Regions from separate parts of the Homo sapiens genome. Here region 2 is linked to region 1. Evidence: chromatin contacts called from ENCODE Hi-C or POLR2A ChIA-PET data. All regions are on one chromosome and are shown on one strand. The core of a region is the stretch at or near the end of the contact, and the rest is flanking DNA. Distances in the headings are between cores, read along the strand shown.

The links. Hi-C counts contacts between places; a loop is a spot of excess contacts on that map. ChIA-PET counts read pairs that join two places held with the same protein, here RNA polymerase II (POLR2A). Pooled maps may share reads with other maps.
Region 2: a loop to region 1 is called in a map with no recorded cell type, with 16 times the contacts of the local background. The contact joins two enhancer-like sites. A Hi-C loop is called at or near these places in 1 of 37 single-sample maps with no recorded cell type and 3 of 50 pooled maps. POLR2A ChIA-PET finds 5 or more read pairs at or near these places in 1 of 52 experiments (A673).

What each region holds. Positions count from the first base shown.
Region 1 is chr13:28,045,922-28,050,864 of GRCh38, forward strand. FLT3 (fms related receptor tyrosine kinase 3) reads right to left here. Exons shown (of 24, transcript NM_004119.3): 6 at 4,174-4,301; 7 at 3,714-3,853; 8 at 3,463-3,616; 9 at 2,354-2,522. Among named protein-coding and RNA genes, the nearest start is that of FLT3, 52 kb to the right of the region's middle. RefSeq lists an enhancer at 4,153-4,920. Within about 2 kb of position 2,055, at least 4 of the 41 ENCODE cell types and tissues checked have a DNase peak (open chromatin) inside an H3K27ac peak, as active enhancers do.
Region 2 is chr13:29,124,897-29,129,777 of GRCh38, forward strand. The region is part of intron 5 of MTUS2 (microtubule associated scaffold protein 2); the gene reads left to right. The region is part of intron 1 of LOC124903144 (a long non-coding RNA gene); the gene reads right to left. Among named protein-coding and RNA genes, the nearest start is that of MTUS2-AS2, 120 kb to the right of the region's middle. Within about 2 kb of position 1,280, at least 2 of the 41 ENCODE cell types and tissues checked have a DNase peak (open chromatin) inside an H3K27ac peak, as active enhancers do.

The DNA of each region.
Region 1 (4,943 bases), core at 805-3,304:
GGCAATGGTTCTCAAAAAAAAAAAAAAAAAAAATGCCAGGGGTTATTTTTCTCAATTTGGCAGTGTCTGGAGATATTTTTGGTCACACTGGGAAAAGGGAATGTGCTCCTGGCATCCAGTGGGAGGAGACCCGGGATGCTGAAAAGTATCCTACAGTGCACAGGACAGTCCTTCACAACAAAGAATTATCCAGCTCAACATGCCAGCAGCGCCACTGTTGACAAACCCTGAGTTTGGGGGAGTGTGTTTCAGTCAGCTCCCAGACCAGTCTGCATTCTTAATTACTTTAAAAATGAATGCTCTGAACATTGGGGGGTTTCAGTAAGAGACAGTAGACAACTCCATGCAAACCCTGCACTGAGATTCTAAAAGTCCCAACAAGGGACTTTTAGTACAAATCCCTTTTAGGTATAAAGAGTAACAATAATCATGAAACAAACACTTAGCGGAATCAAGGTGAAAAGAACTCCTACTCTTCATCTAGAACAGGGCTAGCCAATGAAACAGAATGTGAGTCACAACTTCAAGCCTTGTACATCATTTACAAATTCTGTTGGCTGTATAAAGTAAAAGGAAGCAGGTGAAATTAAGTTTAATAACATATTTCGCTGAATGCGATATATCCAAAATACTATCATTTTAATATATAATCAATGTAAAAATTGTTTTAATTTTATTATTATTTTTTCTTTTTGAGGCAGGTTCTTGCTCTGCATCCAGGCTGGAGTGCGGTGACGTGATCATGGCTACTGCAGCCTCGACCACCTGGGCTCAATCAATCCTCCAACCTCAGCCTCCCAAGTAGCTGGGACTAAAGGTGTACACCACCACACTCAACTCATTTTTGTATTTTCTGTAGAGATGGGATTTTGCCATGTTATCCAGGCTGGTCTCAAACTCCTAGGATCAAGCGATCCACCCGCCTTGGCTTCATAAAGTGCTGGGATGACAGGTGTGACCCACCGAGCCCGGCCAATATAAAAATTATTAATAATATATTTTACATTCTTTTTTTCATACTAAGTCTTCAAAATCTAGTGTGTATTTTACAATTAGAGTACATCTCAATTTGGACCAGACACACTTCAAGCTCTCAATAGCCACATGTGGCTGGTGGCTACCGTACCGGACAGCACAGATCTAGACCTGTGATAGGAATCACCAAAGGTTCTCATTAAAAAAGCAGAGTCTGAGCGTTTTGCCCCAGTTTTGAGTCAGCATGTCTGGAATGGGAGCCAGGAATCCACATTTTAAACATTTGCTCAGATGATTCTTACACAGTTGTTCAACAGACCACATGCTGAGAAAGGATGATTTATTCTAGTCCATTGACTTGTTTGAAAGATAACATGTGCGTCTCAGTGTCTCATAGCCTAGTCCAAAACCATGTTCCATAGCATTAGTTTAAAGAGACAAGAGATGTCATAACTATAGAAGATATAGGGGAAAGTTGTTTTTTGTTTTCCAAAGAAGGAATGGAGAATTCCTCCCACAAGAGAATCTTTCGGCTGGGTGCAGTGGCTCACGCCTGTAATCCCAGCACTTTGGGAGGCCCAGGTAGGGTGAATCTCCTGAGCTCAAGAGTCCGAGACCAGCCTGCGCAACATGGCAAAACCCTGTCTCTACCAAAAATACAAAAAATTAGTCAGGTGTGGTGGTGTGCACCTGTGGTACCAGCTACTTGGGAGGCTGAGGTGGGAGGATCACTTGAGCCTGGGAGGTGGAGGTTGCAGTGAGCCAATATTGCACCACTGCACTATAGCCTAGGTGACAGAGTGAGACCTCATCTCAAAAAAAAAAAAAAAAAGAAAAAGAAAAAGAAAAGAAAATTTGTTGTTCTTAAAAAAAAGAATCTTGCATAGTTTCTCATACAAATCCCGAGGAAAACAACATTTTCCTTCAGCACTTACTATTGGGCTATTTCTGCATGTATTTTTTGAAAATTTAAATCAATACACCTATGAGTAATGTTTTTCTGTTTTTAAGGAGTTTTACTTCCTCAATCATCTGCAAATGTTTTAGGGGAGACTCAGTGTCCTACACACCGCACTCTCAAACAGGAAGTAAAAACTACCTTGTGACTCAGAAAATGCCAGAGAACCAGACTCAAACTAGACCAGACTAATACGGTTCTTTCTGTTTTCATGCAGCAGGTTATATTATCTAAAGTAATGGTAAGACTGCTACTGTATCCTCACATCTGCTTATTGTTTTCTTATCTCCAATTTCAACTCAATAATAGTTAAACTCATAAGTGAATTTGCTTCCATAAGTATAAAACTGTCCTTCTCAAGGGCGACAAGCAAGGAGAATTATGCTAAAAATGGTATCTTAGAGTCCTTTGTGGTCTCACCTGTATCCGTTATCAAGACCCTTTTGCTCACAAGGAAATGATTTTCGAGAGAAGGTCCACGTACATCTGATTTGTGGGTAGGCTTTAAACCTGACAGAAAAACAAAACTCTTCATATTGGTCAATTTCATAATCTTCACTTGAATTGGTAGCATTTATAAATCCCTTTTCTGTAAGAAAAAATAGGCATTTATGAGTTAGTTAATAATATTCATAGGGAAACGTATTGAGAAGATAAAATAAACTTGTATTCATCAGTTTAACACAGGAAAACTCAAGTGTTGGCATGCTGCAGGTCAGGTTGGATAATCCAAGTGAAAACCCAGGAGTCCTATCCCTAGTTCTAAGCCTGAGCTCATCATCTTTCGAAGTTAAGAAATGTTTAAAAAAAGAAAGAAGGAAAGAAAAAGAATGGGATGTAGATAATTGACTGTCTGGCCCCTGCTCTCAGCCAGCACCACTCTTCCATTGATGAGAGAGAGTAAAATAAACTCAAGGCACAAATAAAAGAGCGATCTGGCTAGCAATATTCACGAGGTTGCCTTATGGAACACTTCCTTATTAATCTGCTAAGAGCATCGCTGTATTTCTCGGCATTTTCATTATGGCTGAACGCTGTGCCCTAATCTGAGATTATTGAACTGTGGTTATTTTCAGATCCTACATACCCCACCAAAATTTCAGTGCATCTAAGGGCTTGTACTGTCTCTCAGTGCTCACTGCCCTAACAGTGCGGTTAGTTGGTTCTTAGAACTAGTATTTATTGTCCATTTTGTGTCAGGCTCTGTGTCAGGTTCTGGAACTACAAGGATAGAATGAGTTGTTCTTGTCCTTAAGAAACTTACAGTCTACTGGAGGATAAAAGTACACAAACAGATGGTCATATTACAATGTGTTATATGCAAAGACAGTGGCATTCAAGCGAGCCTGGTTTAACGGGAAAAGGAAGAGGGTGGGCAGATTATCTTTGCAAAGCTATTCTAACTCAGTTTCTTTCTTAGTGTTTGATAGTAGCATTATATTGAAATCAGAATTTGTACCACATACTTCACATTCCACACTACAGCGACTAAAAATAGGAATAAAGATTGTGTGAGCAGCCTGCATTACCTACGATGGTAACCAAAGCTGATTGACTGGGATGCTTTGAAGAGGAACAAGTGTAGTATCCGGTGTCGTTTCTTGCCACTGATGATACAAAAGCAAACAGAATCCGTATCATAGTTCTGTTTGTTGAATAGGTACTCATCTCAAAGTAGTTGCCCTAGGTTTTAATAAAACAGAGTTTGCATTTAATGTTTTCAATCCAGACTATTAGTTAATTGTTCCTGCATTTTCAGAATACAAACTTGTCCTATTACCTCCTCGAGTGCTTTGTTTTCTAATTCCCAGGTGAGCCCGAATCCATGGTTCACATGAACAGCTTTGCACCTTATCCATAAGGGTTCCCCTACTTTAAGAAATAATTGTGGCAATGTGGTCTGAGGAGTTTGATTTAGATCTAGGAGATGAAAACATCCCAAGTGAGAAAAAAAAAGTGATTTTTGCCTCATCACAAAAGATATCCTGAACATTCTGAACAAAGACTTTAGCATCATCTCAAATATTACTAACCACATTAATAAAAGAAGCTTTTAGAGACTGACTCCTCTTTTATGAAGAAATCAGCATTTACAGAATCCATAATATTGCATTTACTGTGACCTGAAGGAATGATAGGATTTCTGAAGTTGAATGATCACCTACGCAGTTACTGTTAGTCCCTGATAGTTGCTAAGAACCGGTCACTGAAAATGAAAGTGCATGATATTATAGTGTTACCTATTGTGAACAGCCTGGTGCATTCCCTGCCCAGTTCATTTCTGGCACAGCACCTTATGTCCGTCCCAAATAATTCATGAAGCACTTTTTCCTCCTTTTTAACAACAGCTGGACTTTCTTCTTTACAGCTGCAATTAGAAAAGAAGTACCATTTGGCTAAACAAGTTTTAAAATTACAAATGAATGCTCAAGAGGAGAACAAAGTTCTAGAGCCAGTTTTAAGGGTCAAATGGTAAACAAAAGGTCAAAAGGTAAACAAGCCCATATCTATGGTTTCAGCTAAGAGCTCAGAGGGGAGCTAGCTAGTTACTCATTATCGCAATGAATTAGCATAACACTAAGGAGAATTACATAACAAAACAGTTTAAAATTGTTCATGTTTGGTGATCTCTTTGTTGCTGTTGTTTAAAGACAGGGAAAGAAAGGGAAAAAAATGAGAAAGAAGATAAAGGAAAAAAAGAGAAGAAAGAGAGAAGAGAAAAAGCATGATTGGGCTTTCATGAAGTTTAGCAAGGTAAGCATCCTTTTGGGACGCAGTAAGGGAGGGGGAAGCTAAAGTTTCAAAAGTCACCCGAGTTCCCATAGGAACAGAGGAGGGCCAAGGTGTCACCCACAAGGGAAGTCAGCCAAGACTCCCAAGTATTCAACAGAGCAAAACCCCTCTCCCTGCCTCAGCAGAAAGCGAACTTTTGTACCACTTTGGAACAAAGTATTTGGTACTTTTTCTCCTTCTATTTGGTCCTATTTTAAAAAAAAAAAAGTTGTTTAGT
Region 2 (4,881 bases), core at 30-2,529, 1.1 Mb after region 1:
GACGGAAAGTAAAATGGGGTTGTCAGGGGCTAAAGAGAAGGAGGAATGGGAAGTTACTGTTTAACAGGTATAGAGTGTCACTTTGGGAAGATGCAAAAATTCTGGAGATGGATGGTTGTAATTGTTGCACAACAATGTAAATGTACTTAATACCACTGAACTTTACACTTAAAAATAGTAAAATTATATTATGTGAATTTTACCACAGTTAGAAAATAAATTTTAAATGTCCAATGTCAGCCAATTATTTAGTTGTTAATAAAGAAATAGAAAACTAAATCAAGTGGGCTAAAATGTCACTTTGATAACTATAGGACAGCTTGTAGGGCCAATGGGGTGTAGGTGTTTACATCCAATAGTGGTAGCATCTTACAAATAAATCTCTTGCATCAGTGTGAGTGATGGGGTATGTGATAGGCATCACATTGAACTTCTTGAGCAGCTTCCTTGGTTTAAAATGAGTAGCTGCTTGAGTCGTTTGCAATTCAACCCAAGAAACACTTAAGGTTGCCAAGCAACATGACTGCTGTCAACAGAAGCAAATCTAACATTAATTTCGTATCTCCTAAAATGAAAGAAGAAACGTTGAATCTAAATGTTTTCATTTCTAGCTACTTTATTGAATAATATGAACACTTTGTCAAGAATATGCTGTGCTGTTTCTACATGAACGGTTTCATGCAGCCACTCCTGTGTTTTGTTTTCTTAGCCAAAGCACCTTAGGTTTTTCAAGAGCCCAGAGGCAACCTGCCGCAGGATTTACACTCTGAAAACTAATAGCTTTACCTGGGAAGTTATAAAAATCACTCAGTAAAATGAAGTTGTTAAAAGGCAAACTCTTTATTTCATGATGATTTTTTAAACCCAGAGGACTTCTTTTTGGTTAAACTTAGCAAACAAAGACAATAGTTAGATTACTCAGTTCACTTCCTGCACAGAGCCACAGAACAGACTTAAATGAGACAGCTTTCTGTTTGAGGCATCCCCTTACTGAATTCTGTGATCCACAGAAATAAAGTCAGTGGCAAATGTACAAAATTGAAATGATTCCACTGGATTGGCCAAAGGATAGCCATAATTGGGGATTCTCTTTTCTTCTGAAGCAAGAACTGTATATTCTACTCAGACTGCTGTGTTCACTGTCTTTAACAGACTATCTGGAGTAGACAGTGAGGAGAGGAATATAGCTATGTATGTGAACTACTTTGACACGCATTTAACTTCTCCATATACCAAAAATGAGGTTGGTGGGCTGTCCTCATACCTGCACTTCCTCTTTCCCTTAACTCCTGCCCTTTACTGAGAACCCACGGGGAGGAGGTCTTTTCAGTTCCTTACCTCTATGACTGCAGTAACCTTCAATCCCATGTGAAGAGTTCATACGTGTAGTCACATCCTGTGCCTTGTCAGCCTCTGAAATCTTTGTTCTCTGTGCTAACCTACAGCCGTATTTCCCATTCTTTCATTTCTCGCCTCATTTTCCACAGTGGCTACTCCAAACCTCCACCACACTACAGAATTCCCATTTTACTGCCACTTACCCCTCTCGCTCTACCTGTCTTTAGCTCTGCTTTCCTGTTTCTATCCAAAGCTAAAGTAATTTCTTCATCTCTGCCCTTTACTTCGAGCTTGTCCAACCTGCAACCTCCTGGCTCCATGCAGCCCAGGATGGGTTTGAATGTGACCCAACATAAATTCGTAAACTTTCTTAAAACCTTATGAGATTTTTTTGTGATTTTTTTTTTTAAATTTTAGCTCATCAGCTGTTGTTAGTATATTTTATGTGTGGCCCAAGACAATTCTTCTTTCAATGTGGCCCAGGGAAGCTACATATTGGACACCCCTGCTCTACTTCATCCTACAACCTGAAGACCTTAGAATGCCTATGTTGGGGTCCTGCGTCTCTACTCAGGAGCTGGGAGACCTTGGAAAGTTCACTGGCCACTTTGTACACCAGTTTTCTCATCAGCACATGTGGTTAATGGTACCCATATCACAGGGCGATTGTGAGGATTAAAGAGAAAATGCATGTAAAGCACACTGGACAGTGGTGGGCATGTGGTCAGTGCTCAGTCAGTGTTCAGTGCTCTGATCACCAGCCTCTGCCCCAGGTGCTGTCTTGGGTGCCCTCTCCGTCTGGGCTCCTGGGTGTCTCTTGTGTACCCACATGCGTCTTGCTCACCTGCTCCTGGCCCCAGCCATTGAGCTGCTCCCACACCACCTAACTTGTTCTTCAGCCTTAAAACCTTAGCTTTAGTAGCACTTCCTCCAGAGATCCTTACCTGATATCATGCCCCCTCCCCCTGCCCAAGTGTGAGTGAGAGGTCTCTGTCCTGTCCTTCCACACTCCCTGGATTTCCCCTCTGGGTTGGTCAGTTTTCTGTGTCAACATGGCTAGGCCTGAGTACCCAGTTATTCACTGGACACTCATTTAGGCCAGAGTACCCACTTATTCACTTGGATGTGAATCTAGATGTTACCATGGAGGTATGTTGTAGATGTCCTTAACATCTATAATTTGCTGACTTTAAGAAAAAGAAGTTATCTTCTTTAGCCTGGGTGAGCCTCATCCAATCATTTCAAAGGCCTTAAAGAGCAAAACTGAGGCTTCCCTGAAGAGAAAGAAATTGTGCCTCAAGACTGCAACATCAGCTCCTGCCCCCAAGTTTCCACCCTGTAGGCTTGCACAGTGGATTTTGGCTTTGTCAGCCCCCATAATTGGGTAATCTCATTTTTTGAAATCTCTGTGCATGTGTGTGTTTCATATTCTGCTGATTCTGTCTCTGGACAGGGCTGACTGCAGCCTCTCACAGCTTGCACATGGCTGCACCGGGCCCCGCTTGCCCTGATTCTCCTCTGATCCGATAGCTGCTCACTGGCAGGAGCCACATTTCTCCATGTGCTTGTCCCATAGCTTAGTTAATATTGAATACTTCCATTTTTCCTGCTAAGCAGCGTGGTTTTACAGATTAGTGTATTCAACAGATGTTTATTGAATTTTGGGGGTATGGCACATACCTCGCAAAGTGCTATACGTACAAACCTGAAAAGAACCTATCCCTGCTTTTCCAGAGCTGCAGGCTGGTGAGATCAGTGTTGAAGCAAATGTTGATGTGATGCGTAATGGAGGTGCGTACAGAGGAATTGAATGTATTAGAAAGGTGTCTAAGTTTGAGACATCAAAGAAGGCAGTAGAAGAAGAGACAAATTTGAAGGATCAGTTGAGTTTGCAGGTGGGACAGACAGACAGAATAGCCATGTGAATTTGTAGAGGCATGACACATTGCAGCAGCGAGATGGGATTAGACCTCCTGGGCCACTGCTGGGCAGGCAGGCCTTTCTCAGGCCGTGAAGACATGCAGCGGGACCAGAAAATAATGTTCAATGAGGAGTGAGTTGGATTTATGAATTAAAGACCACATAATAGGCGGCAAAGGGAGTGGGTTAGAGAAGGTGAAACTCAAGGAGAGGAAACCGGTTAGGAATCGCCCAGAGACAGATGATGCAGAGGGACTCAGATGGCGACAGGAAGGAGAGGAAAGGATGGGCAAAAGAGGTCTTCAGGATTATTTCGCATTATAAATACCAGAAAATGTGAGTGCATATACATTAAATGTCAATAACATGATTTTGAAAATCTTACGGAAGGTGAATTATACACCTCAATGAAAAGGGAAATAAAGAACTGGCAATCTTTACATGAGCAAGGATGAAAAATATAATTTCCCAAAGTCAACAGTGAATATTTATGAATGGTGGCATTTGGGGTAATTTTAGTTTTTTTCTTTATCTTCTAATCATTATTTAAAATTTTTGATGCTAGCCATGTGTCACTCATGTTGTTAATTCAAACATAAAAAAAATGCCAGGTTGCCTTCAACTGTATTCCTCACTCTGTGCCTACTTTCAGTTTTGATCCATGTCTGGGTGTTTTGATCAATGCCTGGGTGTTTCATATATATAAAACTGAACAAAGTCTAAATGTATTCGGTGATTACATAAAAAATAAGATAATGAGGAAAACCTTCATCTTTGATGCCTTTATATTGTGCATCAAAGGATGACCCTAGTTTAAAAGGAAATTGTAAATGATAAAACAAAGGTTTAGTTCAAACCATTGCCCTAAATGTCGGGCCTTGTAGAACATTTCTTTAGATTTCTCTAAATGTGGTGGCAAGTGCATTTCTGTGGAATTGCGGACACTCTGTGCACTTTCTCTGGTTTATAAATATTTAGTACTATGATTACTCATATATTCAGGTATTGGAATGGAACTGTTTTCCCCTGGCAGTCTTTTTTTTTTTTTTTTTTCCCCATCCGGAATGACATTCCAGATTCAGAAAGGACTGGCTGTCATTTAGCTCTGTTATTTGAGAGAACTGTAATTCTGTATTTCTGTCATTGGGCCAGAGTCCAGATTCTGTATGCTGGTCTTTTTTTCATAATTGCATTTATAAAACGAACATTTGGGCTCATGATGGCAACCTTTCCCGAAGGTTGGATTCCCTGTGCAAAAGACTGGAGGGTGATCTTTCCACTTAGAATATGTTTCCCAAGCAAATCTACCTTGTCTTCTTCATATCATTGTTGTTTAAACAAAGAGGTTCAGCCTATTTAGTAAAGATGACTGTTTTCTTTCCATTTTCAAACTTATTTTTACTTTGTAGTTTTTTTTATTGATATATTTGTTCATATTTATGGGGTACGTGTGATGTTTTGTTACATGCATAGAATGTGTAATGATAGGAGGAATCAGTTCTAAAGATGACTTTTTATTTTAGGTGATGATACGTGATTGTGAGTGAAAGGACAACAAAATGAGTCATGGCTGGTGAGGAACTGCCTGTGCCCAGCATGCTGGTTCTCAGGGGCAGCCTTGGT